Regions from separate parts of the Mus musculus genome. Here regions 2 and 3 are each linked to region 1. Evidence: chromatin loops called from intact Hi-C (ENCODE). Cell type or tissue: gastrocnemius. All regions are shown on one strand. Each heading gives the region's core, and the rest is flanking DNA. Links, peaks and the distances in the headings are about the cores only.

What was found. Peaks named below come from ENCODE experiments on the same cell type or tissue, not always from the same donor. Only the 100,000 strongest peaks of a DNase experiment are listed, where the experiment ranks them.
Region 2: a loop joins it to region 1, with 6 times the contacts of the local background. A loop is called at or near these places in 14 of 42 quality-filtered maps.
Region 3: a loop joins it to region 1, with 12 times the contacts of the local background. A loop is called at or near these places in 35 of 42 quality-filtered maps.

Annotation. Positions count from the first base shown.
Region 1 is chr16:26,194,602-26,204,769 of GRCm38, forward strand. No RefSeq gene overlaps it. Among named protein-coding and RNA genes, the nearest start is that of Gm41436, 52 kb to the right of the region's middle. In gastrocnemius, for the core only: a CTCF peak has its summit at 4,742 (motif pointing left); a DNase peak (open chromatin) is centred at 1,991.
Region 2 is chr16:26,019,060-26,029,227 of GRCm38, forward strand. All of the region lies in intron 1 of P3h2 (prolyl 3-hydroxylase 2), which reads right to left. Among named protein-coding and RNA genes, the nearest start is that of P3h2, 82 kb to the right of the region's middle. RefSeq lists an enhancer at 6,149-7,424. In gastrocnemius, for the core only: CTCF peaks have their summits at 2,894 (motif pointing right) and 4,494 (motif pointing right); no DNase peak of the experiment used is centred there; H3K27ac peaks cover 2,801 bases.
Region 3 is chr16:25,960,123-25,970,290 of GRCm38, forward strand. P3h2 (prolyl 3-hydroxylase 2) reads right to left here. Exons shown (of 15, transcript NM_173379.3): 12 at 9,782-9,899; 13 at 8,607-8,682; 14 at 5,602-5,742; 15 at 1-328. The coding sequence ends at 236. Among named protein-coding and RNA genes, the nearest start is that of P3h2, 140 kb to the right of the region's middle. In gastrocnemius, for the core only: no CTCF peak of the experiment used is centred there; DNase peaks (open chromatin) are centred at 3,919, 6,249 and 7,391.

The DNA of each region.
Region 1 (10,168 bases), core at 1,190-9,189:
GATACTGAAGACTTTTTTAAGGGTTCTTCATACATTTGCATCTTTTCTTTTCAGGACTCTCTGTCTAGTGACATTGTCTATTTTTAAAATTGATTTTTTTCTTGAAGTTTATTTTTTTGAGTTCTTTTTTATATTTTAGGTGTTAACTTTCTATTGAATATTTATCAGAGAGTCTCTGCATTCTCTGGGCTGTCATTTGACTAAGTTGACAAGTTTCCTTGCTGGACAAAAGCTTTAAGTGCCACAAGATACTCTCTGTTGAGGGAGCTATCTCACAGCTGGCACCGGCTCTTTGTTAATGACTCATTACTTTTAGGACCATAATTATTGAACCGTGTTGGGTATCTGCCTCCATACTCTTTTATGTTTGGAGTTATTATCTGAACTACAAGAGTTCTGTTCAGGAAACCCTCACCTCTTTATTTATGCTACCATAGTTTCAGAGTATCAGGTCTTATATGGAAATCTTTAATCCACTTGGAGTCTAGTATCATAAAATGAGATATATGATAATAATTAGATCTACTCTACTACATGTCACTATTCAGGCTTCACAGAATCATTTGTTGAAGATATTGAGATTTTCATAGTTTCCTTTTTGACATCTTTCACAAAATTCAGGAAGCTGTGTTGAATGGACATCTGTATCGGGTTTCTATCCTGTTCTATGGATCTATGTGTCAGTTTCTTGGGGCGGTACCACATTGCTTTTATTACTATGGTTCTATATTATAACTCAGAGTCAAGTATGATAAAATCTCTCATGGTGTTATATGTTAAGAGTATCTGGATATATCTGGACTTTTGTGCTTCCACATAAATCTTAAGATTTTTGTATGAAGAAAATTGCTGAGATCTATTTTGGAATTTCACTTGATCTATAGATTACTTTTGGCAGAATTGACAGTTTTCACAGTGGTGGCTGGAGCAGAGAACTGAGAGCCCAGATCTTAATCCACAAGGAGGAAACAGAAAGACCACACTGAGAATTGCATGAATCCTTAAACCCTCAAAGCCTGCCTTCAGTAACACACTTACCCAAATAAGGCCACAATCTCCAATCCTCACCAACTGGAAACAAAGCATTTAAATTCTGGAGACTATGGAAGTATCTCATTCAAACTATCATACGTATACATTTTTGATTTGGAATAGCTTAAGAAACTCTACTGACTAACACTTTTAAAAGAGGGATAAACATTTTAATTTAATTAATTAGTATTAGTATCAGTATCAGTATCATTATTTGTTTTTTTGAGACAGGATTTCTCTGTTTAGCCCTGGCCATCTTGGAACCCACCCTGTAGATACGACTGGCCTCAAATTTACAGAGATCTGGCAGCTTCTGCCTCCTGGGATTAAAGGCATGCACCACCACTGCCCAGCAAACATTTTGTATAAAGATTCCAAAGGTATTCTAAAATAGTTGAAGAGATTTGTTTAAATGAACAAACCTTATTTCAACTAAAATATAGTTATCCAAAGGAAAGGAAATTTTTAATAAAATAGAAACAATTGCAGTCTTCTTAATCTATATTCATCAGCTTTATACCTTTAACATACTAAGAATGCATGAATTAAAAACAGAACTAAATATAAATAAAATAAAAAGCTAATGAAAATTTTAAGTACACAATGAATCTAAGGACTAAACACTGCTAAACTCAGGTATGGTGAGATCTGGAAAACTCAGGACAGATGGGGGATAGCTCAGAAGAAATACTCAACTTTGATGGACTTTGTAGTTTTGCCCTGTGCTTATCTACTGGGTATTGTTTTCTACCTAGCTGCTTAGCAAAGCTCCAGAGTTGGAAAAGCCAGGGTGGATAGCACATGTTGACTGTGTGCAGCAGAAGTTAGGCCACCCTAGAGAGTTTACCCTAAGTCTCTTGTTGATGTTCAACATGAGAATAAAATGTTAACAGATGCAGTGTTTTCACTGACTGCTGTCCTACAGTCCCCTCTGGGGTCTCTCTTGGCCAGTGAATCATTTGACTCTAAATTTGGAAAGCTGCCTGGAAGAATGAGGGGGAGGGAAGAGGACACACAAGAGAGAGAAAGTGGGAGGAAGAAAGAAAGGGAAAAAAGAGACAGGAAGAGGAATTATTTCACTTTGAGAATTGGGGAATTTAGCATTGATTTCTACACTTCTACTAACTTTCTATAGGAACTTGTGCATCTCGTGTCTCTCTTTGTTCTGATTTAAGCATCCATAAAGTGAAAATATATAATGCTATGCTCGAAAATCTCTTCCTGGAGTAACCTTGAGGTATGAAGTACTAAATATAAAATAATCATAATCAACTGTACAGCAAACCTTGGTGCATCTTTTGATAAGAATAACCTAGGCCTAGTGTTGGCATCTTGTTAGACCCTTAGCAATATGGAGGAACAAACATGATTCCTACTTACCCTTTATTTTTAGATAGTTCATATTTTACACCATGATAGATATATAAAGTATCTACACACAGTTTAGAGAACACTTATGTTTCAGAGCCAATCAACTTGACTAAGGTAGTAATGTTAATCAAAATTTTATACCTGATCATTCAATTTCTTCCCTTTACTCAGATAATACTGTTCAAGCCACACAAGATACTTACCCAGGTGCAGTTCTGCAGTGGGGACAGAATGTTCAAAGTCTTCGCCCTTTCTATTTACTTGCCAGAACAGGAAAAGAAGCAGAGGACTTAAGTTTTCCAAAATATATCAAATATTGGAAAATATGTCCTGAGTTCCAGTTTTGAGTACTTTTCAAAAATTTAAATGTAGTGTCTGCCCATTTTCAATAGAGTCATGAAATATGTGATAGAAATGGACTTAACTAAGCTATTCTTTATTTTTTTTAAGGCAAACACAATGCTCATCTAAAACTTACCCCCTTATAACCCACACCACAGGCAGCTGCGTTAGAAACACCATTTTTAGAAAAACACTAATTTCATATAAAAGTCAAATATTCGTACTCAAGAATACTAGATGAAGGGTAAGTAGCTAAAATATATAATTAGAGAACATTGAGATCAGAAAGGCAGTGGTTGCTGTGCAGAGCCTTTTGTTTTCTTTAAGCTGGTTACTAGTAGAATCAACTGCTTTTGTTGTACTTTCATCTTCGCTGTAGATTGCCTGATACCACTATTTATGAGCCTGCACTACAAAAATGTTCACTTTACAACACAATTCCAAGAATTAGATGCTCACAGCGATCCGCAAGAGAAACAAGAATGACAGTGGCATTTGAAGTCACACTTCTCAATGCAAACACAATATCTTCATCTCTAAATACTCATTTTGAGAATTCAATTCCAATGAACAGAATAATGAGGATGTTGCTGTAATAAAATCGATTGATATGGGGCCAAGGAGGTGAGTATGGGTTAAGAGTGTTCACTCTTCAGTGAAACTGAGTCATTTATGAATCTTTCACTAGAGAGCATGACATCACCAGCCATCCCTTTAGAACACCAGGCATGGGTCTTAGGGAATGATATTTGGGGACCAGAGCCGGGCGTGGTGGTACACGCCTTTAATCCCAGCACTCGGGAGGCAGAGGCAGGAGGATTTCAGAGTTTGAGGCCAGCCTGGTCTACAAAGTGAGTTCCAGGACAGCCAGGGCTATACAGAGAAATCCTGTCTCGAAAAAAACCAAATAAATAAATAAATAAATAAATGAATAAATAAATAATAAAATTTAAAAAAATATATATTTGGGGACCAGAAGCTCACTAGTCCAGGATAAGTGGAAGAACTTGAGACAACCTAGCACCTCTGGAGTGACTGGGGCTTCTCAGACTTCTGGGGAACTTTCAGTACAGTTCAAAGGCTCACTCCCTGGGAAGGTCGGAGTAGGAAACCTGCAAAGACCCCTAAGGAGATGACATGTGTGTTCATGGACTGGTTCAGAAAGTGAAGGTTTGAGATCTACATTACACTAGGCAACACAAAGCCTGAGAGATTCTGGAAGGTTTATTTTGATTTTCACACTCTTTTGTATGTGACACACAATAAGAAATACGTTTTAAAATCACAGCCCAATATATATGCTGATATACATGTATATATCTAATTGACACAATTTACCAAAGAAATTTTCATTTTTCGCTAAGAATTGCATTCTGACATTTTCCCTATCACCTTATAGAGATATAAGTAGATAGACAGACAGACAGATAGATAGATAGATAGATAGATAGATAGATAGATAGATAGATAGAGTAGTTCTGGACTTGACCAAGTTTACTTAAAATTCCACTCAAGGAACACAAAATAGTGCTTGAAAATTACTGTGTGGAAGGTCTTCTTGGAAGTAAGTCGCTGCACACTATGTGCTTACACAGAAGAACACTGGCAGCCCTGAACCACCTTGGTCAGTTACAAAAAATACTAGAAGTCAGGATGAAAGTGCACTTAAGGTAGCAAATGAAGTTTTGGCATCTGGAGAAGCAGAGGAAAAAGTAAACCAAAATGTTCAAAATTCCACTCTACAGCTTTGAGTGAGGGAAGAGAACTGGAAACCAAACCACAGTATGTTTATACGAGGGAAGTTAATGAAATGTAATTATTCATGGTGATTGCTTTAGGCATACATTTTCCTATTGATCTTAAGATCAACACTATTGTCTGTGTATTTAGAGTGCTCTAAACTATAAAACAACAACATAAATTTTTGAATGGGTTTCTTGTCTATGAATGTTTGTGAAAATCCAAGAAAGGTATGTTATTGTGCCATCTAGTGGTCTGTTTTGTTATTAGCCATCGTAAATTAACAGACTGCTGGGGGGACCAATGAAAACAAACGCTAGAAATGAACATTTAACAATAAAATATACTTTAAATATATTGGGAGCAATCTGATACTATTAGGAAAATCAAAGGTTGATTTTTATCCTCGTCTGTAGATTCATATGTATCACCTGTTTTTCTCAAAAATATTCCAACTTCTAAAATTCTAATTAAAAACCATAAACTGGTAGGAATAGAGCTAACATGAAATAAGCAATATATTTATAAAGAAAATGATATAACTCTACAAAAACCACAGTAGAACGGCTGGAGAAATTGCTCAGCGTTTAAGAGCACTGGTTGTTCTTCCAGACACTCTAAGTTTAATTCTAGCAACTCTACAGCTCACAACCATCTATTAATGTAATATGATGCTATCTTCTGACATGCATGTATATATGCAGATAGAACATTCATATGCATAAAATAAATAAGCAAATCTTTAAAAAAACCCAATAGAATAAAAAATATGCCCCATGATGTTTAAATGCAGATTTGCTGTTAGCCAGGTGTGGTTGCCTATACTTGTAGTCCCTGAAGTAAGGACGTTGGGGTAAGAGGACTGAGGGCCAATGCCAGGCTGAACTACACTGTCTCAAAATAACAGAGCAAAAGACAACAAAGAAGGCTCACCATTGTAAATATGTATACTGTTCTCAAGTCCCCAAATCACAGACAACAACATCCTCCAACAGATTTTCCTTATCTCATTAACCAACACAAATTTTCTCCAGATTTCAAATGAAAAAGAAAGTGTAAGATAATTGGCAAATTTAAAAATTAAAAATATACAAGAATGATAGGACCAGTGAGGCATAATGGAGAAAGGCGTTTGCAGCTTGAGGATGCAAGCCTGAGGATGCAAGCAATGTGGAGACATGGACATAGAGAACCGAGTCTACAAAGTTGCCCTATGAGAGCCATCTGTACCTTGTGGCCCACCCTGCCCTTGGGAAGTATTGTCCAATAGGTCCATGAGGGCAATGGAAGCAGTGACGATGAAGCAGGGGAGTTGGAAAGCCCTATGAGCACGTACAGTCGTAAAGTGAATAACCACACCGGGACCAGCTGCAAGGAGGTAGATGCAATTTTGGGGGGTGATTTTAAAACTTACATAATTCTGGGAGACTTGGGGTAGGAACATCCAGGATGGGCAATGGTCACACACACATATACATATCATAGACATATCACACATAATACATCTCTCTCTCTCTCTCTCTGACACACACACATACACACCCTTAACACTCTTACTACTAGTACTAGTCTACTGGCAGTAAAAGGGTTTTTATTGAATATTTTCTTTATTTACATTTCAAATGTTATCTCCATTCCCAGTTTCCCTTTCTCCCAGAAACACTCTATCACATCCTCCTTCCTCTTGCTTCTATGAGGGTGTTCCTCCATCCACCCAATGAATTCATGAAATTCTTAGGCAAATGAATGGATCTGAAGGATATCATCCTAAGTGAGGTAAAGCAATCACAAAAGAACACACATGATATGTACTCACTGATAAGTAGATATTAACCCAGAAGCTCAGAATACCCAAGATACAATTTGTGAAACACATGAAACTCAAGAATTTCATGAATTGATCATTTTTAATAGCTGAGTAGTACCTCACTGTGTAAACGTACCACATTTTCTGTATCCATTCCTCTGTTGAAGGACATCTGGGGTCTTTCCAGTTTTGGCTATTATAAATAAGGCTGCTATGAACATAGTAGAGCATGTGTCCTTTTTACATGTTGGAGCATCTTCTGGGTATATACCCAGGAGTGGTATAGTTGGGTCCTCGTGTAGTACTATGTCCAATTTTCTGAGGAACCATCAAACTGACTTCCAGAGTGGTTGTACCAGTTTGCAATCCCACCAGCAATGGAGGAGTGTTCCTCTTTCTCCATGTCCTAGCCAGCATCTGCTGTCACCTGAGTTTTGGATTTTAGCCATTCTGACTGGTGTGAGGTAGAATCTCAGGGTTGTTTTGATTTGGATTTCCCTGATGACTACAGATATTGAACATTTCTTTAGGAGATTCTTGGCGATTCGATATTCCTGAGTTGACAATTCTTTGTTTAGCTCTGTACCTATTTATTTATTCATTTATTTATTTATGTTTTTTTTCGAGACTGTTTCTCTGTATAGCCCTGTCTGTCCTGGAACTCACTTTGTAGACCAGGCTGGCCTCAAACTCAGAAATCTGCCTGCCTCTGATTCCCAAGTGCTGAGATTAAAGGTGTGTGCCACCACCGCCTGGCTGTACCCCACTTTTAAATAGGGTTATTTGGTTCTCTGGAGTCTAACTTCTTGAGTTCTTTGTATATATTGGATATTAGCCTGCTACTGGATTTAGCATAATAAAGACCTTTCCCTGTCTGTTGGTTGCCTTTTTGTCCTATTGATAGTTGGTATCAATAGGAGAAAAAAGCCATCGCCAGTCTAAGGGTGGTTTGTGCCCAACCAGGGACAAAAAGGCAACCTTTTCCTTACAGAAATTTTGCAGTTTTATGAGGTCCCATTTGTTGATTCTTGATCTTACAGAATAAGCCATTGGTGTTCTGTTCAGGATTTTTTCCCCCTGTGTCCATGTGTTTGGGGCTCTTCCCCATTTTCTCCTCTATAAGTTACAGTGTATCTGGTTTTATGTGGAGGTCTTTGATCCACTTGGACTCCAGCTTTGTACAAGGAGATAAGAATGGGTTGATTTGCATTTTTCTATATGCTGACTACCAGTTGAACCAACACCATTTGGCAAAAATGCTGTCTTTTTTTTTTTTCCCACTGGATAGTTTTAGCTATTTTGTCAAAGATCAAGTGACCATAGGTATGTGGTTTCATTTCTGGGTCTTCAATTATATTCCATTCATCTTCCTGCCTGTCTCTGTATCAGTATCATGCAGTTTTTATCACTATTGCTCTGTAGTAACAGTTTAGATCAGGGATGGCAACTCTCCCAGTTGTTCTTTTATTGTTGAGAATAGTTTCTGATATCCTGGGTTTTTTGTTATTCCAGATGAATTTGCAAATTACTCTTTCTAACTCTAAGAAGAATTGATTTGGAATTTTGATGGGAATTGCAATGAATTTGTAGATTGCTTTTGGCAAGACGGCCATTTTTACTGTATTAATCCTGCCAGCCCATGAGCATGGGACATCTTTCCATTTTCTGAGATCTTCAATTTCTTTCTTGAGAGATTTGGAGTTCTTGTCACACAGATCTTTCACTTGCTTGGTTATAGTCACACCAAGGTATGTTATATTATTTGTGACTATTGTGAAGGGTGTCATTTCCCTAATTTCTTTCTCAGCCTGTTTATTCTTTGAGTAGAAGAAGGCTACTGATTTGTTTGAGTTAATTTTATATTCAGTCACTTTGCGGAAGCTTTAGGAGTTCTCTGGTAGAATTTTTGGAGTCACTTAAGTATACAATCATATTATCTGTAAATAATGATATTTTTACTTCTTCCTTTCCAATTTGTATCCTTTTGACCTCCTTTTGTTGTCTAATTTCCCTAGCTAGGACTTCAAGTACTATATTAAATAGATAGGGAGAGTGTGAGCAGTCTTGTCTAGTTCCTGATTTTAGTGAGATTGCTTCAAGATTCTCTCAATTCAGTTTGATGTTAGCTACTGGTTTGGTGTATATTGCTTTTCTATGTTTAGGTATGGGACTTGAGTTCCTGATATTTCCAAGACTTTTACCATAAAAGGATGCTGAATTTTGTCAAATGCCTTTACAGTATCTCATGAAATGATCATTACTTACCTATGTTTGTTTTTCCTGTAAGGAATAAAAAAAAAAATGTTGTGACTCAATGCATTGCCACACCTCCTATTTATGGATATTAGCTTTGAATCTTCAGATACATGTGTTCTCTTTGAATATCCAAAGAAGTCAAGAAATTACTGAGTATCTGTGGAGAGGGGCTTCCCTAGGAGGGGAGACAACACAATGGTAAAAGTTAGAAGGAGTAAGAGAAAAGGCGGGGCTAAACTGGAAAGAAGAAGCAGAGGTTAGAGTAGAGAAGATAGTACAGGGAGTGATAAATAACATAAAGACTTTTTGAAAAAGATATAAGGAACCTTTCTACTGTTGAAGCTGAGAGAGAGAGAGAGAGAGAGAGAGAGAGAGAGAGAGAGAGAGAGAGAGAGAGAGAGAGAGAGAGATTATCCTATAGAAGGGTAATAATGTCGTTATTAGGCATAAGTTAACAAAAAGTCCAGGGGTAGGAATGGATTACTTTGAGCAGGTTGTTGGACAGTCAGGTTTCATAGACACTCAGACATTACAAGCAATTATCATTGCTATTGTTTACCCTCCAGTACTTGACAATAAGACCCTAATTTTGAAGACACATACTTAAGTCAAAGACCATGATGAGATCAAAATAGGATGGGTCTGGAAGACTCATGCATAGTCTTAGCTTTCAAGGTAAACCAGGGCAGACTGGAAGGAACCCATGCCACTGGTCAGGTGGGGTTCCTGCATCTATGGATCCTGCTGGTCCTAGTCCGTCCTGGTGGTGTTGGAACAGATATTGTCTTCTACTTATTCCTGATCTTAAGATCATGGGCTTGTTAAAGTGCCTGGGAGTGGAGCCTCCTCTAGGGGCTGTGGGCAGGTTTTTCTTTTCTTTTTTTTTTTTTAAAGTAAAAACAAGGATGCAACACTGGCAGCACTGCACACAAAGGTATAGAGAGTGCACATACAGACAAAATTCATAATGAGTAAGTAACATTTCACATTGGTGGGGAAAATGAGGAAGTATTCAATGAATGGTGGTGTGAAATTTTAGTATGAATTTGAGGGAGGGAGTTCTTTTTACCTCCAGCCATTTACAATATGACTTTCTTGTGTTTATAGAGGCAAACGTTTATAATGAAATCAAAAGTACTCAAGAGGAAATGCAGGATGATTTTTATAATCCTGAAGCTAGTAAGTTGAACTAAAATAAAATGCTATAGGCATGCTAGGTGGTGGTGGCGGCATCTGCCTTTAATCCCAGCACTTGGAAAGCTGAGTGAGCTCCAGGATAGCCAAGGCTACACAGAGAAACCCTGTCTCAAAAGGAACTTTGGGGAGAGAGGATGGAAGGAAGAAAGAGAAAAATTCCAGCAGGTTTAATACATAACTGTATTTAATTTCCCCGTGATGAAAGAAACACCAACAAGTGACAGACTGGAACTCACATTCAGAATACAAATGTGACCTTGCACACCAATAAGAAAACACACTAATAGGAGGTAGGTTCGATGATTGGGATTCCCAAAGGCACAGTGATTGATGAGGAACCAGTAAAATGGTACCCAGTCCTGAAAAATAAATATGGAAACTTTTACTTGTTTTTTTTTTTTAAATTAGGTATTTTCTTCATTT
Region 2 (10,168 bases), core at 796-8,795, 180 kb before region 1:
ATCAGTAAATCCCCTTTGTTCATAATTTTAAAAAATGAAAAGAAAAAGCGTGGGTTAATATTTTTGTTGGTATTTTTCTGAAATAACCTCACTGGGAGTTTACTGTTTCCCTTGGAATGCTCTGATGCTGAATAGAGACAATAAACAGGCAATTTGTGAGAAATAGTCATTGCTCACAGGTGAGAGATTAGGGGAGGGTTCATGGGAACATATTATTTGCACTACCCCCTGAGGAAAATCTGTTGTGCTAGGTAGTTTTATGCCAACTTGACACAAACTAGAGTCACTGGAGAGGAGGGAGCTTCGATTAAGAAAACGTCTCCACTCTCCCTGATTCAGTTGCCTACCTTTGGATCCCTTTCTCATAGCTGGGTTGCCTTGTGTGGCATCAGTGGGAGAGGATGTAACTGACCAGACTGTAGATTCACAGGCCTGGGGAGGTTGATATCCAGAGAAGACCTCCCATTTTCTGGGGAGTGGATTCGAAAGCTGGGAGGGAGGACTAGGGAAAGAAGATGGGGCCTGTGATCAGGATATACAGTGAATAAATAGGTTAATTGATGAAAAAAGAAAGAATGAAGCAATAAAATGCTGCCCCCATAAGGCTCAGGCTGTAGGCAAACTGTAGGACGTTTTTTATATTGGTGATTGATGGCAGAGAGCCCAGCCTATTGTGGGTGGGGCCATTGCTGGGCCTGTGGTCCTGCTGAGGTTTTCCTCTGAGGAATTTTCACTGATTGTCAGGAAAAGTGTCTTTTCCTTCCTACCTTTACAGTAGTGTTCCTATAAAGACTCAGGTCAAGAGTTGGGTGTTACCCTTTCTAGACCACAGATATACAAGGCTATTTCTCTTATTTGATATTTATTTGATTAAAAAGTTAGGCTGGCTGGATTTATGTTAACTTGATACAAGCTAGAATCATCTTAGAGGAGGGAACCTCAACTTTTAAAACACCCCCATAAGGTTGGGCTATAAGGAAGCACATAAGGCATTTTCTTAATTAGTGATTGACAGGGAGAGGGCCCGGCTATTATGGGTGCTGTCCCCCCTGGGCTGGTAATCCTGTTTTTTTTTTTGTTTGTTTGTTTTTGTTTTTGTTTTTTGTTTTTTTAAAGCAGGCTGAGCAAGCCATGCTGAGCAAGCCAGTAAGCAGCACTCCTCCATGGCCTCTGCATCAGCTCCTGTCTCCAGGTTCCTGCCCTGTTTAAGTTCCTGTCCTGACTTCCTTTGATGATGAACACTAATACAGAAGTGTTAACCAAATAAACCCTTCCTTCCCTCCCCAGTTTGCTTTGTGTTTCATCACAGGCAATAGAAATCATAGCTAAGACAATGGTGATGCAAAGCGGAGGAGTGGAGCTTAGCAAAGGCTGGTTAAACTAAAGTCCAAGTGAACAGCCAGCCTTAGCCTCTACCACAGCATAGGAACAGGGTTTTTCTAGCTGGAGGTGAAGAGGACTGATGGGTTGTCACCATAACTGTATGGAGCCAGAAAGGAAGACTGCTCTAGGGAGGAGCTGCCATGGCGGATGCTGAAGCTGAGGACTGAGAAGCAGTGGATACTGAGGAAGAAGAGAGAACTAAGTCCCAAAAGTATCTAACCAGTGTCAACCTTGAGCCCTCTCATGGCTGGAGTCAAGCTGAGTACCCGAGGAGTCTTGTCCACCACTCCAAGTAGCCTTGTGGCTGTCCTCCATATGTCACCTCAGCATAGGAGCTTTCTCTAGTCTCTCATACTCTGCTACACTCACACTGACATCTTTAGAGATATAGCAATTTCTTAACTGGGCTCATAATGAAGGAGGCAGAACTGGGAAAGGGGAACTCATAAGACTAGGAGGAGTCTAAGGGAGGAGGCTCTGGCTCAACTGAAGCCTTGCTCAGTGGCCTTTATAAGCCTCTCATCGCCTGTGGGTTGGGTACATCATGTGAATCCACAGTACTGGGTCAGTTATCTCTGTCACACACACACTAACTTTTATATACACACAGCGAATTTGTACAAATTCAAAAGAAAAGCATCATTGGTATAACTGGCTTAATACATCCTAAAAACTAAACATAGTTATTCAGAAAGGCTGCCTCAATGTATAACAATCTCTGCTTAGACAGGGTCCCCAATGAAGGAGCTAGAGGAAGTACCCAAGGAGCTGAAGGGGTTTGCAGCCCAATAGAAGGAACAACAATATGAACTAACCAGTACCCCCAGAGCTCCTTGGGACTAAACCACCAATCAAAGAAGACACATGGTGGGACTCATGGCTCCAGCTGCATATGCAGCAGAGGATGACCTAGTTGGTCATCAATGGGAAGAGAGGCCCTAGGTCCTGTGAAGGTTCTATGCCTCAGTATAGGGAAATGCCAGGGCCAGGAATGGGAGTTGGTGGGTTGGGGAGCAGGTTAGTGGGGAGGGAGTAGGGGATTTTTCAGAGGGGAAACTAGGAAAGGGGATAACATTAAAATGTAAATAAAATATCTAATTAAAAAAAATCTCTGCTTAGGGCCGCCTGGGCCTTCTTCACTTACAGAAGAGCAGCTGATGCCTATTTTGAAGCCTTCCTCTGGAACAGCAGATGAGGGGGTTCTATGTTAAAAATATAGACTTAAGGGACTTCATGAACACACTCTCATGCATCTTCCCTTGGCTACATTAAGTTATTTCTCAAGACAAAGAAGTCTATAAGAGAGAGGGTCCAGAAGTACTGTTTTTCCTCAGCCTAGCAATGGTAGAATCTAGACCAGTCAGCATTATTGCACTTTCCATGTACAATCCCTACAGAGGGCAATGGTCTGGTCGGGGGTCCTGACAATAATCTTTTTTAAAGACTTATTTATTTTTTTGTATTTGCATGCTCTGTCGTCATGTACACCTGTGTGCCAGAAGAGGGCATCAGATCCCATTACAGATGGCTGTGAGCCACTGACTATAATCTGTTAAGTATTCTCTCAACAAGCTCCTGGTGAGTCAGTGATGTTTGAAACTGCTTGGACAAGATCACAGTTGTTGCCCTCTGGCCTGCAACCATTCTCTAAGGGTAATGAAGGGCCTATGGTATAAGGTATGGTAGCAGGTCTCTTTGAAAATGCTCCTGCCCTTCAGTTGACTCTTCCATGCTCTGTTGCAGTTTTCTGTCATTACATCCGTGTCCCCTTGATGCTGGAGGACAAAAGAAATCCATTGCATACAATATTAGTGGTATTTCTTACTCTTTTGTTATCTGGAAGCTGTGAAAACTCTTAGCCTTGTAGACTTGCATCTTAACTTCTATTATACTTTCACTGTGAAATATCATTTATGAAGCGACATATGTTTGAAAATTTAAAACCATCTTTAAGTTGAAGAGATTCCCACACTACATTCTCCATTGAAATCTTAGGGCTTCACAGACATCTGGACCAACCCTACTCTCTACACCAGTGTTTGAATCCTCTGCAAGAATCTCTCAAATGTTCCACGATGAATACACCAATTGACATAAAATTTATTATCTTCCAAAGTAACACCTTCCACCTTTGGACAATCCAGACTTTCTAGCACTGCTTAAAATCTGCCTTCTTCGAGTTTCTGCCCGTGGGTCTTGGTATCATCACAGTCTTAAAGATAAGTGCTTAAAGTCTAAAACAGTGATGTAAGAGCATCGGTTGAGGTTATTTCTAAAAGAAACATTAGATGCCCTATTGCACTTAGCTGAGCCTTAATCCAAACATATGGTGTGATTCTCTCTGCACCTGGAACTTATCCTACCATGTTTGTGTCCATTGAATTTGCTCTCCAGTCCCCTTACAGCTGTCCTGTCAGAGAGGTGAGGTCTAATAATTCTCAAGGATTTTTGTTTAAAAAAGCTGTGATATATGATGTATAGGGTGATCTCATTGCTTTTTTTCACAAGTCAGCTGTGACTGGATCATGAAATTCTATTTAGTAGTACAGGTTTAAGCCAGCTCAGCTGTCCTTGCAAGAAAAAAATTAAAAACACCAAAACTATTTTGCTGGTGGTTCTCCAGTTACAAGAGTTTGGGAATCATCCCCCAAATATTTAAGAAAACAGATATTGTTTCCAGAGGCTAAATAGTGCACACATGGGATGTGTGAGTTCTGTTGACTTGAAGGGGTCAGCAGCAGCATGGCAAATATATCTGACTCCTGACAATAACCAAAGCGAGATCCAAAGAAACTTGGGCAATGGGAAATAGATTTCTAAGGTCCTCTGGATTTCTCCTTAGCACTTTCAATGCCAGCGGCACACAGCACTGTTTGTCGCTGAGCCACACCCCTAAACCCCAATGCTTTATTATCCTGGTCTGAGATGCAAAGGGCAGCCAATGCTACAGTCCTCCTTAGAAATAAGCTTTGTTTGTGGATTCACAAGCGAACAAATGAACATTAATTAGCTCGCAGTACAGTCCATTTTCGGGAAGGGTTTTCTTTGCAGCTTTCAGGATCTTGCATATGTTTTGGGACATCACAATTTTGTGAATTGGCCCCAAGGGGGCAGAAAAGTGCTTTGATGCTAGAGAAAAGTTGCTAATGTCACAGGTAAAGACAGCAGACACACACACACACACACACACACACCCCTTTGCCTTACTTTTATAGTTTTTAAGTACATTATCATATTTCACCAAATATTATTCTACGACAGGTGTTAAAAGTCTCCTCTTTATAAGTAACAGAATGAAGACTTGTGATAGGTCCAGCAGACATAAACATGCTACCAATTTGTGTAATGCAGACTTAAAGAGAGAATAGGGTACAGGCAGTTGCTTATTCTACATGCATCACTTGGGATCTTTATTTCTTGTATCCCAATGACTCACTATTTCCAGGCAGAGAAAATAGTTATATTTTCCTCTAAAGCAGCCACCTGAAACTCCTTATATGCAAAGACCCAAACTATTAGGAAAATGAATGCAGAAAGAAATACAGGAAGTTCTGGATTCTGGAGAATTCTTCCCTCTCCAAAACGCAGCAGGAAGATCCAATACCTGACCTGGCAGTAAGAGACACTTAGGCAACCAGACAATGGGGAAATTACAAGGAGGATAGGGACTTCCGGTGTCCCCACAGGTAATGGAGATTCATGGCACTGATGTTGTTCTTACCCACATTTCCTCCTGGGGTGAATGCCTATTTTTGTGTCAAATAGCAAACTATTTCTTTCCATTCCAGAAGTACAGCATGAGAGCCTCATAATCAGGCATCTGAAAACAGTAAGCTTGGGTTTCAGCTCTGCGAGGATGGTAAGACACTCAGTGATCCTGGCTCAGTCAGACTCTCTTCTTCTTCCATGAAAATCCCCCATGCCAGATATAGCCAAGCAGCCCTGGATGCTCACACTCATTTAGAGCTTGATAATACGGCACTTTGTAAAATTATCAAAGACACATAAACCAAGAATGTCTTTCTTTACAGAACTGTAGCCAAGTTTCCTCCCTGTCCTCAAAACCCAGTGAATAGAACAGCAGCCATGACCTCAGTAGAGTGCATTAAGAACTAGTCTAATTATAAGGAACAGATGTGAAAATCCATGCTGTTACTTTAAAATGTAGCATACATATAAAATATAACAATAGAAACACACTTAGTAGACCGGCAAATGACTCTGAGTTAACTCTTTATAAGCCTACCTTCTCTCTGACTGCAGTAGAATGTCTCCTTATGTGTTTCACGTTACTATGGTGATGATGTTGAGTGGGCATCCAATAGATTTATATGTTAATAAGATAATAACAGCGAGAAAGGAAAGTAGCATTTCTCCCTTGAGGACACTGATCTGACTGCAGTCATAAATCGCAGGCAGCAAAGAGAGGCACAGCGTGAGATTTTGGGTAGGAAGGTATAGGACTAGAATTCTTCTGCAGTAAGATGTGAATTCATCAGGGCCTCTCAGTTTCTTCCACTGGCTTCAGTGGCTGGTACCTCTCACAAAGGCTAAAAGGTATTCAATACCAGACTTCTGGTAAGAAAAATCATAGCAACTTAGCAAACCTATACCAGATATCCCAATAGCACTGGGCATAAAATTAGGGTTAAGCTTTGGCATATAAATGTCTGCTGTTGTGAATGTGAAATAGTGCAAAAGTCAATTTTCTTCTTAAAAAGTAGACCAGAACATCATTTTGGGAAGAGAGGGTTTTAGCAGTTAAATTGGCTCCTTTTTCTCTCTATCTTAATGCAGACTATAAAAATATTCCTGTTTTTTGAAACTGTTAAGCATCTGAGTGGTTGGATCCCCAAATATAGTCTCAGTGGCAACTTCAAAGAAGCCACAAGGAGTGCTTCCAGGGCAGGCTCTCACAGTACCTGGTTTAGTCTCAAGTCCTGACCTCCAGGTCTCCTCTTTAAGGCTAAAGCTTTCCTCTGTTATGAAAACCTCCTATTTTGCTCACCTCCCAGAGACACAGCAGTTGCACAAGGTAACAGTGTGGAACTCCAGTGTGAAGTCTTTCCAGGGGTGGGGCAGTTTTTCAGTGCGTGGTCTGGCTGGGTGGCTGCCACACATATTGACTGCTTTAGCCGGCCTAAGTGCCCAAAGGCCAACTGGCTCTTTAGATAGGCTTCCCAAGAAGTCACTTTCCAAGGAGCAGTCGATGCTCTCAAGATATAAAATAAACAGAATTCTAGTTACTATGCTAGGGGGAAACTGGGTGGCTACAGCATATCTAAAGGCTTCAGGCAAATGAAAATCCAAGTCCCTCAACTTACTGAAAGGGGAAACTGGGACCCAGAAAGGGAAAACAGTTACTTGAGAAGCACCAGTTACCAGGACCCTAAATGATTATCTTTGCCTCTCAACAGCCTAGTGTCTTTCCAGTGCTTAGTTAAACAATACCAAACAACAGACATCTGGAGGCCTGCACTCAGTAACACCCAGTGTGAACTGCTTCCACACAATCAGAAATTTGCTTTGAGAAGCTAATATAGCAGAACGTGTCTGGGAGATTTCTGAAACTTTAAATTATTCATGCAGATGTTTGAGTCTGGCTGAAAAGAGACAGCACTGGGAAGAACAAATGTTGCCGCTGTCTTACTCACCACCACAGCCACTTAGAATAATTTGAATTTGTCTCTGCCTAGTATTTGGCATTTGTCTGAAGGTTAGATAGTTGGCCTGGCCTGACCCACTTTGTTTTTAAAGTCATTCTGGTTTTTTGTGTTTTTGTTTTTTAGTTTTTACAATATTTGTATTTTCAACACTGTTTTAATCCACAAATTGAAACCAAGTATTTTTTTGTATTATTTTAAAAGTACTTTCTTTTCTCTCGATTATCTAACATTGTTCTCATCCAATTTTTAACAATCAACATAAATTATAGAAATAATTAGGCATAAATTATAGAAATTTATAACATTTGTTATAGTAGATATCCATTCTATTGCCTACTCATCAATCTGTCTATCCATTCACCTATCAGTCCATCGATCATTTACCAATTATCCATTGTCTTCAACACATACTTTTTCCGTTTAATTTACTTTTATTTAGTGGGAATGTGTGTGGGCGACCCTGAGGTCATGTATGTATACCCTGTGTGCACAAGTGTCCAAGCAGGCCAGAAGGGGGCATCAGGTAACTGGTACTGAAGACATAGGTAGTTGTGAGGTGCCTCACATAAATACAGAGAAATGAACTCAGCTTTTCTGCAAGAGCAGCAAGTGCTCTTAACTGTGGAGCAATTTCTCTAGTTGTTGTCTTCAACAAAGCTTTAGTGAGTGCATTTTATGTGCCATATATAATGCCACACATAGCCATAGGTAAACCAAGTGTGTAAAACAGAGATTCCCTAAGTTTGTATATTCCAAAGTTGGGTAGAAAAATAACTACGTATGATATTATATGATGGCATTTTCTCCTCTTATAACTAACATCATAAGAGATTTCTCAAAAGCTTTCAGAGATATTCTCCTGCCTGTCCCTTTAACAAATACTTAGTGATACATATAAGGTGTCAGTGTACTGATTAGTTTAGAATAGATCAATGAATATGGTCCTCTGACAGTTTGCAATGACATTAGACTCTGAACACCTTTGAAAACATCCTGGTGTTTTAGTCACTTTCTTGTTGCTGGGAAAAAGGTTTACTACTGCTCAGAACTCCAGGTTACAGTCATCATAATGCAAAGGCCACAGCATCAGGAACTTGAGACAGCTGGTCATATTGCATTTGTAATCAAGAAAGGCAAGCTGCAACTCAGTCACTCCTTACACCATACAGAATGCATCCCAGGGGTGGCCCCATCTTCAGTAGGTAGGTCTTCCTATCTCAACTGTGATAATTCTACAAAGATGGGACAAGAGGATCATCTTCCATGTGATTCCATTATCTGTCAAGTTGATGAGTCCCAGCCACCACTCTTGGTAACATGATTATTTAAGCAGACTTTTACCAATAACCTACAACATTTTTTTTATTAAAGAGTTAGTATTTTTCTCATAAGGACCATCGCATTGCATCCTCTGAATTCTATTCTACATAATATAGAGTAGAACCTTGTCATTCCTACTCCTTTCCCCACCCCTGACAGCGGGATTGCCCTGATGGTCTGAGAAGAAAAGCCCAGGCAGGAAGTTAGCACCAAGAGAATCAGACTTCCTGGAGGCAGGCTTCATTGAGCAACTCATTTAACTGAGGGTGGGGAGGTTATCTAAACCTTATGGAAGTGAGTGTCTATCATTGGTCTGGGCCTCATTTGCATAAGAAGGAATTCTAGGTGATGCTGGACATGGCCTTATAAGGTGAAAGAAATTTTAACCAGCTATGTGACCTTTTCTGATGGAGCAAGGACAGGGAAAGAAGTCTACCTGGGCCAGGACATTCAGGCCCAAGACAGGGAAGGGGGAATCCTACTCCTACTGGTCTCAGAATGGCATTGGCATGCTTTGGACACACCTCTACCCCACTCTTGCTCCAGGCCTGCTTTCCATGGCATCATGGCTCCCTGAGCTCCACAGAACCTTAAAATTTATAATTGAACACTCACATTTCTAGAGAGCTGGAAATGACTGCAAACACTTTAAGGAAGCAGTAGACTTGTAATTAAGCTGAGGTCTATAGGATCCTACAGAAAAGTGAGTGGAGAAAGGGCATGCATCCTGTGCCCAAAGTGTTTTGCTTTTCTATACATTCAGTTACTAATAAAGCTAACCTTGGGATTTGATATTTGTATCTCTTAAAGAAAAATTCAATTTGGTAAAAATTTACTTGAAAATTTTTATACAAAAGAGCTAAGTAGATATTTAACTCATTAGTCCCAAAGAAACGTAATTTCTAAAAAAATAGGGTAGTGCATATACATACTTCTCTGTTTGCAAAGCTGAGCTGTCTGAAGATCTCTTAGTAGCTCAAAACCCCAAATAGCTTTAATGACAAGTCAGGTAATGTCAATATATAGGTGGTCACTATGCAAAACCATTTAGCAATGGCTCTCAAACTTGTGGATGCCTCCAAAATACCTGAATATTATATCCAAACAGATTGCTGATCCTAGTATTTCTGATGAAGTAGATCTGAGGTGGGACAAGAAAAATGGAACTTCTAACACAGATCCGTGTAATGTTGTAGCAGCTGATCCTGCTATGTCTCTTATAGGAGATGGCAGGGTCATAATGAATTTAACAGTCTCAGCAACAAAGGCTGAGGTTCGTAGATGCTTTAGGTCTTATTAGAGGCAACAAGAAGCAAGTTATATGCATAAAATTCACTGACAAGTACTAAAAAGTGAGGCTAGGTCTATATACGGTGATCAAAGAAACCAGAGCTTACATATGTTGTGAAGGCTACAGGGCTGCATGCTGATAAACTGCATGTAGTTCTTCAGGGTATGATAAAATAAGTTTTATATGGTATTTTGAAAAGAACATGATGTCCAGAAAACTGTCAAGAACTCCAGTTGTTGTTGTTGGTGAGATATAAAGCAAGTGATTCTGCTGCTATGCTCCTTGGTTTTATAATCTACAAAATAGAGTATATATATATATATATATATATATATATATATATATATATATATACACATACATACTTACTTTAATGAATAATTACTTTATCCAGTGAGAACAGGATCTGGTGCCTGACACCCTTGCAGACATTGAATGTAGTTACACTGCTCATTATAAAATCACTGTATACATACTTTTAACTTTTAAACTATCTCCAACAATGATG
Region 3 (10,168 bases), core at 1,416-9,415, 230 kb before region 1:
GTGGGTGTTGTGACTCAGTGCGGTGTGTGCTTGAGGGTGTGAATGGGCTCTGAATGATGAACTGAAGCAAAACAATGAAGACCAGAAGAAAGCAAATGAAGCGAAGTTGGGAACAGGGGGAGAAATCTAACGACTCTTAGTATCCTGTTAATTTATACTACGGCTCTGTACAAAAATAAAAAGGTTCTCATAAGATCATCTATTTAAATAAATATTCAATAGAGCACTCTCTTTTCTATAGCTCATCTTTGGGGTTAATATTCAGTCCATGCTTCCCGCGCTGTTCTTGATCCAAGATGGCAATCACTTCATCTGCCTGTATCCGCTCCTGCAAAAAGACAATTGACACATTTCTGGTACAAGTGTAATAACCAGCCCGGGCAGCAGATGCTTCCCCAACATTTCCAGCCAGCCATCTGTGCACAGATTGGTGCAACACCCAGACAGGGATAAGCCTACTTCAGCCAAACCGGTACGCTCTTCACACATCCCCACATTCTATGCAATTACTTTCCGAGATGGCTCTTACAGAAGATGTTTCATCTATTCATTGGCTTCCTACCCTTTCTGTCTCCCAGGCATCATCATCTCTTACTTAGCTCAGTGTCTCTCAGAAAAGAATACTCACCTTTTGCCAGAAAAGCCTGGTCCTGATCTCCCACACTTGATAAGGTTTTTGGCCCTGTCTTTCTGTGTCCTGTGTCTGTCCCTGTCTTTTTAATGGAGAATGAAGGACAGAGTTTCTCAGACATGGTACTACTGACATTTGAGGGAACAAAGACAGAGACAGAGAGAGAGAGAAAGAGAGAGACAGAGACAGAGACAGAGAAACTTTCCTGTATACTGCTAATGTTAACATCCCTGGTCTAGAAGATGTCTCCACATTGTGGGAACTAAAACTGTGTCTGGACATTGTGAAAGGTCCTCTAAATAGCTAAGCGCTACATCTTAAGAGTAACTCATTCAGATTCTTCTCACTGGGTATTCTAGAAGGTTCCAAACAAATTTCCCTCCTTGTTCAGGCTCCTGGTAGACAATCTCCCTTAAGTCTAACTGCAACACTGTTCCACATGGCACTCACCATTCTTCTGTTGGTTCCTGGTTCTGTTTACTTGGTGAGCTTTCAGATTTTTAATATTGTTTTTTCTTCCTCAGTTATATTGTGTGCTGCCCCTCTGTTGCCCACCTTATACTAAAACTTTTGGTTACCTCAAAGTCTCTGAGTATTCATTCTCAAAATAGCTTCCCAGCCCTGGTTTGAAATACACCCCTTCCCCCCGAAGACTCCCAGTATAGTCTGTGTTTTCTTTTACCCCTGTACCAGTGCAGCATAGAGACAGCAGGTCTTCTTAAACTTCCAAGGCAACCTCCCCTTGAAGTTAAACCCTTGTGACCTGTGGTACTCCTCTAATCTAAGTCGACATGTTGGCTAATGTCATCTTTTCCGTGTAGTCATCCCCTACGACTAGGGGAGCTTACAAGGGTGTGAGGAGCGAAGGATGGCCACAATGGCTTCTTAGCAGCTAGAAAAAAGTCCACCAGCCTAATATGAAGTGTGAAACACTGCCCCTGGCTCCTTCTCACCCTTACATTCAACGCTCCTTTTAGAAAACACGCCGTTCTGGCTACTTTGGCCTTCATTCTGTGGGCTGTGTTTTCAGTTTTTTGTTTGTTTGTTTGTTTGTTTGTTTGTTTTCTTGGTGCTAGGGATAGGGTCCAGAAGCTAAGCACATGCAAGGCGTGTGCTGCAACCCTGAGCTGCCTCCCCATCCAGTTTTGTTTCTCAAGTACACTACCCCAAACCTCCGGTCTTCTGCAAGCCATCCTCCCTCTCTTCCAGTGTTCCTTGTAGTTGGCTCACATATCCTGCATTTGTAAATAGTTCGTCTAATATCTACTGTTAAGTCAGTTATGTTATTCTATTTTTATATAGACTATATATAAAATATAGCAATAGGTGTATTGCTGTTGTAATAAATCTGATTATTTACACACCTTTGCTTATTTGCAGTCCTTTATTCTTCTTTTAGGTTGTAAAAAGGAGAGAGAAGGATCTCATTGTCGTGGTCACTGAAATATTTCCAGTGCCCAGAAAACCTACTACCTCTTGTCAAGGGCTCTATTATATGAAAAGAGAAGTATTTATGGGAATGAAGGCCTAGAGTGCATCTCCCCAGGGATGCTCAGCTTATAAATCTTATTGCCTACATTTAATTCCCAAATTAAACCTTCCCTAACTGATTCTTTATGTCCCTAAGTGATCATTTACTGCAGACAATTCTTAAAAAACTTGCCCAGTTGTTTAATAATGTGGGTCCCTGTTATCATCTCTCTGGCTTGACATTAAGTTCCATGAAAGCAGGAATTTTGTCCTGTCCAGTTTCTGTTCCCCTTTGCCAGGTCCTAGTACAGTTTTCAGCATACTAAGTTATAAGAATAACTGTGTTCTGACTTGAAAAGAAAGCTCTTGCCAGGTAGGAGCTGGGAGTTAATAACGATACAGGCAGAGATACTAAATAATGGAAAACTGCATCGTTACATCTGAAAGCATGGGGCTCAGCAAGCTGACACACATGCAAAGCTTTCACATTTGATGACCACAAGAAACTCTCAGTACATGCTTCTCTTAAGAAGGAAGAAACCTATATAACCACCAAACCCAGACACTATTGCATATGCCAGAAAGATTTTGCCGACATGACCCTAATATAGCTATCTCTTGTGAGGCTATTTCAGTGCCTGGCAAATACAGAAGTGGATGCTCACAGTCATATATCGGGTAGAACACAGGGCCCCTAATGAAGGATCTAGAGAAAATACCCAAGTAGCTGAAGGGGTCTGTTACCTGTACCCCCCAGAGCTGTGTCTCTAGCTGCATATGTAGCAGAGGATGGCCTAGTCGGCCATAAATGGGAGGAGAGGCCCTTGGTCTTGGGAAGATCATATGCCCCAGTACAGGGGAATGTCAGGGCCAGCAGGAATTGGTGGGTAGGGGAGCAGGGTGGTGGAGGGTATAGGGGACTTTGAGGATAGCATTTGAAATGTAAATGAAGAAAATATCTAATAAAAAGAAAAAGAAGAGGGAAGAAACCCAAGTGCTGGGACAGATGTCTACAGACCATCTAATATCTTATGTATGTATGTATGTATGTATGTATGTATGTATGTATGTGACTGAATACTCCCTAAAGATTCTCTCTCTCTTCTTTTCTTTCTTTCTTTCTTTCTTTCTTTCTTTCTTTCTTTCTTTCTTTCTTTCTTTCTTTCTTTCTTTCTTTCTTCCTTCCTTCCTTCCTTCCTTCCTTTCTCTTTCTTTCTTCCTTCCTTCCTTCCTTTCTTTCTTTCTTTCTTTCTTTCTTTCTTTCTTTCTTTCTTTCTTTTGATCTCTCTCTCACACACACACTGATACACACACACACACACACACACACACACACACACACACACACACACATAACACATATATATGATTTTTTATTTTTTGAGACAGAGTTTTCTCTTAGTTGCCCTGGCTGTACTACAACTCACTCTGTAGACAAAGCTGGCCTGAAACTCAGAAATCCACCTGCTTCTGCTCCTCAGTGCTGGGAGTAAAGACATGCACAACCATGCACCATACAGTAACTTATATAGAGAATCTGCTACTTTTCTTAGACAGGTTTTCTGAGTTCAGAAATCCTAAGTTGGTGTTTAAACCAGGGATTCACAAATTTTGTTACATTATAGAAGCACCTGGGAAGTTTTAAACTCCTGGTACTCAGAAAGCTCTGGAAATAGTTAGATACACACATCTGAAGGTGGGAATCAGGCATTAGTGTTTTAGGGATCAGACTCTCAGGTGATTCCTGGAAGTTTATCCAGAGTAGAAAGTTTTCAACTAGCAATTCTACGAGGTGCTTGTCAGTTCCTACTCTGACCACTAGATGGCACTAAAGCCTGCACACTGGAGAAGTTTCTTAGTACTTTTCCATGTAGCATAAACACTGGTGTTGAAGTGTCTTGAGTAGGAAGGAGCTGTGAACAAGTTATGTATTAACTTTTTTAATAAAATGCTACAATTTATTGTGATGGAGTGGCGGATATAAAATTAGTACTAAAGTAGGGTGCCGAATTTTCCACAATTTGCTGTCTAGACCTTTGCATAGAGCAATGGTGCTGGCATTTTGTAGATTAAAAACACAGGGAAAGAGAAACTACAGGGGAAGGAGGATGCGACACATCCTAGAAAGTTATCTGGCCTCTGCTAGGTTCTGGCCATTGGTGCCTTTTTTGTCTTTCTTTGTGTCTGAGCTAGTGCAAGCTGTTCTTACAGCCCCGACATAAGATGCTACTGAGGTGCGCGCCTTTCCTGGCTGCCGACCTCCCCTGTACTTTTCTTCTGTTCATCTTCTGTTCAGTTCTGACCTAAAGCCCTACCTAGACGTGAAGAGAAAGTGTTTTGAGGGTGTAGACAAAAATAAAACGTTCTTTTCAAACTCCTGCTGCTGCTGCTGAAACTGGATTTAGTTTAGCTTAGAAATTTAAAGGGAAAACTATGCACATCATTTTAAGGCTAGAATTTCGGGGGCTGGGAGATGACCTTGGTTACGATGCATAGGGTCCTTTCAGAGGCCTTGTTTTCAGTTCCCAACTGCCATGTCTGGTGGCTTACTCCAACTCCAGGGGGATAGGTGTCCTCGTCAGAACTCCACTTACACTCACAGATGTGCACACACAAACATAATTTAAAGAAAGAAAGCATGTTTAGCTCTATTTAGTGCATCCCTTAAATTCCAGCACTGGGGGCAGAGGCAGGAGGATCCCTGTGAGTTCAAAAGTAGCCTTGTCTACATTGTGAGTTTCAGTACAACCAGTTCAACCTAGAGAGATGCTACAATAACAAGAAACAAACCTTTAAAGGTGTAAAACACTTTATCGACATTCAGCTCTTCAGTAGACTCTGAAGTCATCAGTAGACTTCTGTGTCAGCTTCAGATCTACCCTTAGTGACCACCACACTCAGTCTCTTGAGCTATGGTGACGCTCTGATGGATATTTTTAAGCTGATGATATCACTGAGTCAAGAGAAGGACTTGGAAGGTACTCCCTAAAGGAAATGGACTGCTTTCTCCCTGGAGTTTCTATTCTGCCTGCTGGTCTGAACTGCAGGGCTCTTGACAGATTGAAACAGTGAGTGTCCCGGACACTTCAAATATAATGTTATTTTAAAATTCAACTTAATAGTGTAGCAAATACTAATGGTCTTCCAGGTCTCTTTCGTCTTTCCCATGCATGCTGCATGAACTAGTCAGAGTTGTTTGAATGCTTTTTTAACTTTACTCATGACCAGGAGAAAGTCCCTGTCTGTCTGTCCGTGGTCCACTGGTACCATGGTACAATGGTGCCAGTGAGTTCAATAGTCAACATTTGCTGTGACAACGAAGATGCGCTAGTGGATCTATTTCTGCACATGTCTTCACAGTTAGAATTCAACTGGGTACAAAACTTCCTTCCCAGCCCCTCCGCTTTCCCCAAATCTTACTGCAAAAGCCACTACAGACTTAGGGATGATGCAAAGGACTTTACAGAGTAGTCAATCCAGAGAGCCTGGTGTGGACTCACCAGTTCTCGGTAAAGAGGGTCCAGTGTAAACCATAGTGCCACAGCACAGCGCTGGCCTCTGGTGACCGCCTTCACGCCATGAGGGTTCTCGCCGCCAGACGAGAAGCTGATCATTCGGCCACACTTTGGTTTTATAGAGGCCTGAGAACAAAATGACAATTAGACTTCCAGTTCCTTACCACGTGACCTTCTATCATTCCTTCGGTGTGATTACTCCCCTCAGCTAAAATTTGAAGCAAGGAACAATGGGGGTCCTCATAATGGAATACTGAAAACAAAAATCGATTCTCATTTTTTTTACCTGTAAAATATATAAAGTTTCAAAATAACATTTCCCTTATATAATAAGAACACTTAGGTGACCTGGGTGGCAGGTCCCATACACACAGGAATCACGTGGCATGTGCTCTGGTGACAGCCTGCCCTCTCAAGAACACAAACCGTCCACTTTACTGCACTACATCAGCTCTTCATTCTATCGATCCATTGATGTTTAATGTGAGTGTGCATCCTGGTCCCTGTAAAACTGGAAGGGAACCAGGACATGAGGGGTACCAGAGAAGTTTTACTGGTGGCCCCAGTGGCAGTTACATGGTTGCACACCCTTGGCAGTTTTCCAGCCAAACACCTATGGTTTATGTAGCTGTCACTGTACGAAGCTTTGAATTCACTTCCTTTACATTATGCTTGTCCATGGGTCATACAGGTATCACGTGGTTGCCTCCAGTGGTGAGAACACACCACCCCTCGAGCTGACCCACTCACGGTTCCAGAGGTCTGAAATGACTGAAACAACAATTCAAAGCTTGCCCGATGCCCAGCTGTCTGCTGACTATCAGCAGGGCAGTCAGTGCATTCAGGGAACTGCTGAGGGCACCGAGCTGAGAATCTTAAGTCTGAGCAAGCGTACGCCACTGAGTATTGGAGGCTGTGGTCCTATGTCTTAAAAGGTGTGTAATAGGATTACATGTCATTTTGCATCCTTTAGGGGATAATGAGAGCTTACTCATTCCACTGAGGTTGTTTAAGAGCAAACAGCACAGCAGCAGCCATTGTGTGTGTGGGAAGACAGGGGCATTCTTCAGCTATGGGACTATGTCTTTCTAACCCTCTCAGGAACAGATCTGAATTTTTCCTAAAACCCTTCAGTGCGATGTAAGATTAACTCTTGTCCTAGGTCTGAGTGCGAGAAGGCAGAAGTAGGCAAAATCAAAATTAAGAATCCCAGTGTGCGAGTGTGTCTGTGTGTGTGTGTGTGTGTATGTATTTGGTTGTATGTGTGTAGGTCATAAACACATGTACTAGTGTCCATGAAGTCCAGAAGAAGGTGTGAGTCCTTAGAATGTGGAGTCTGAAGCAGTTGTCAGCCACCTAATGTAGGTGCTGGGAACAAAACAATCCTTCCGTATCCAATGAGGGGTGGGGGAGAAAGGACCCTGCCCACTTCTCCTGAGATTGGATTATGTTTGTTAAGGGAAAGCAGATACATGAGAATTCCTCATCTTTAAGAACTCCTACCTTAAAACTCTGCTAAATGAATGAACATGATTGAGCTAGTGAGCTTTTCCGGTTTTCCACTTTTTTTTTTTTTTTTTTCATTTACTTTTTGGAGGGAAGTAGATTCTGTGTTTTTTTGTAGGTGCCGCAGTTATTAGAAGTGTAGAACTGTTCAAGTGACACATCTCCCACCCCTTCCTGCTTTCACACAAAAGCAGCAGGTTGGTATTTAACATACACTCAGCAAAGACAGAGCCAGCCCCTGTACCATCAACCAGGGGCACTTCCAAATATGGCCACTAGATGGAGTAGAAGCAAAGGAATCCTCAACCAGCAGTCTGATTTTTCTTTCGAGTGATTTAAAATAGGAACCTTTTTCTTCTTCAGTTTCCATGTTTTCAAAGTTTGGAAATAAGACGTTTTGTTCACAAAGCTCCTTCACAAGTGAGAATCCTTTTCAGGGATTTAAACTCCAGCCCAGATCATCAATCCTGGTTTATATCCTCAGAGTCTGAAGCCTCAAACTACTTACTGACTTACTTTTTAAACAGTGAATCAGCACGTCTGTTTGAACATACATTGTTGTGTTCAAATGCAGGAAATATTTAAAATTATACCTGTGTTTCTGGGAACTATTTCAACAACCCGCAATAGGAATCTTCTTTAAGTCAGTGTGTAGCCTGAGATATCACCCACTTTAAACCACCATAGTGTTCCATGAATATTTCACCACTGAAGAAAATGGGTAAGCTAAAATTGAATGCACAAAACATGGAGAGAGTCTGAAATTCCCTTACCTATGCACATGTCTCAGCTGCTTAGATTTTGCAGGAAGAAAGAGACTTTGTAATCAATAATTTATAATTCATAAGTTCTTCTTTTTGTGATTTAGTGTTCTTATAGTGAGATTGATCTTTGGTGTAATGATCAAAAGAATCTAACTATATCGTCTGTGCGTGCTAAGGATGCTGGTTTTTGAAGGCATTTTTTTTGACTGTTAATAAAATAGTTGACTGTGACATTTGATTTAAACACTACTGAATATAAATATCCATTTGGAGTTAAAGGGTTCATGGCTTATCCTTAACAGTTTATACCAATCTGCATGCACATGTGTACCCGTTTGGGAGTTCGTGCTTAGCCTAAGCACTCTGGCTCCTGGAAGCCATTGATCTGTCTGTGATGTGAATGCTTTGGGGACTCGGGCTGGAAGTTCCCATCAGGTCACTCGACAGGACCTCTAGGCTTTGATTCCACACCTAACATTTTTTAAATGACTGTGATGAAGTTCTTAAAAACCCCGTTTCTCACTTTGCTCATCTTCAAAATGGACTGAAATGGCGACTTATGCTTTAGTATTTTCATTATGTATAGACCACCAGAACCCGCTTTACCTCTTGAGTTCTTGAGCTCAGAACTACTTAAAATTCAGCAATCGGTAAGATCCTGGGAAGATGGTAAGACTGAATTTAAAATGCTAAACCAATTTTAGGAAGAGGGTTACTTACAGTCACGGTTTTAGCATCCATTTCTGTGAAGATGAATTCCCCTCCGTCAAAGTCGTCATTCATATACAGGAGAGCACTGCAAGGAGGGGGTGGGGCAGTCAGTGACAATACAGTCCTCAGCAGCCTCATAGTAAAATACAGACGACCAGTGAAGGGAGCCACCTGAATGGGGAGTTACCTTTGATGTTGGTCCCCCCAACCCTTGAAATTAAGCTCAGGGGTGTCTGGCTTATACTCTGGATGCTTATTGGTTCCGTTTCCATATGGTTTTGGCCTTGTTTCAATGCTCATTTGACATTGTCAACAGTTAGTCAGGCTTGATTTCAGATAGCTTCTAAATCCAGCCACATTGCTTATAACCCTCGTTTTCCCAGATATAAAAGGAACCTTGGGGGATGGGCTTTCTTTCCTTAGCTTAGGCAATGAATTCCTTGTGATCTAGCATGGTCACTCAGATAAGGACTGCACACTAAATGTTTTGAATAAAATACAACATAGCAACTGCCATGTTGTTAAGTATTAATAGTCACTACATATTAAGATGCACTGTTTCATGCTAGGATATCTTCTTTGTGTACTAACATATCTCCTCAAACTATACAACAGTATTCCCTTGTGAGTTTCTATTTTCTTTTACTTTTCCCAACACAATATTTTTATTGAATACCTGTGAATTTCACACCATGTACCCTGACCTTCCAGGTCTTCCCATCTCTAACCTTTTGACCTATCCCCCCAAAAAAGAAGAAAAACAAAAAACAATTTAGTGTTGACCATATACTACTCATTGGTCAAACTCTCAGTGGCCAACCCCTTAAAGAAACCTGAGTTATTTCCCAACGTTTCTGTTTTCATAATGGAAAAATGTAGACACGGTTCTTGGTGTGAATAATACACATGCATGTGATAATATGTTATGTATGTTAAGGGACCATGCCTGTGTGCTCTCCGAGTGGGAAACACATGCAAAATGCTATGCCTTAGTGAAACAAAGTGATTTAGAGAGCAGTTGGTCTAAGGAAAAGGAGGGAAAATGTGCATGATGCTTAAGATAAAAAGGAGAAGGCTCCAGGTGATTCCTGGAGGACTCTGCTTCACAGAAATGAACGAGGAAGCAAGCAGAGCATCTTCCCACTTCCCTCTTCCCACCGAGGGTTGAGTAGGGGCATCCTTACCTGTAGTCCCGAAAGGTGTAAGCGGGAGGCTCCTTCCAGCATTCATTGGCTTCTGGATCCAGCAGGCAGTTGTCTGCATGAATGGGGTGACTGAGGTCATTTCTTCGATCCTGCTGCCCTGCCAGAATAAGGAACAACAACAGCAACAACAAAATGAGAGCGAGCAGGATGGAGAAGGGCAACAGAATCACTGCAATGTGCAACAGTCAAAAGGACAATTTGATGGTCATCTTCAGTTTCTGCCTGTCCCTTGCAAAGATGGAGAGACAGAAGGTAGTTGTGTTATATAAAAATAGCCGCTGAGGGATTCCTGTGGCTCAGCACAACCCTGATATGGAACTTGGGCCAAGCCACACCTGTCTTTTCAGCTTGAGAGATGGAATACGT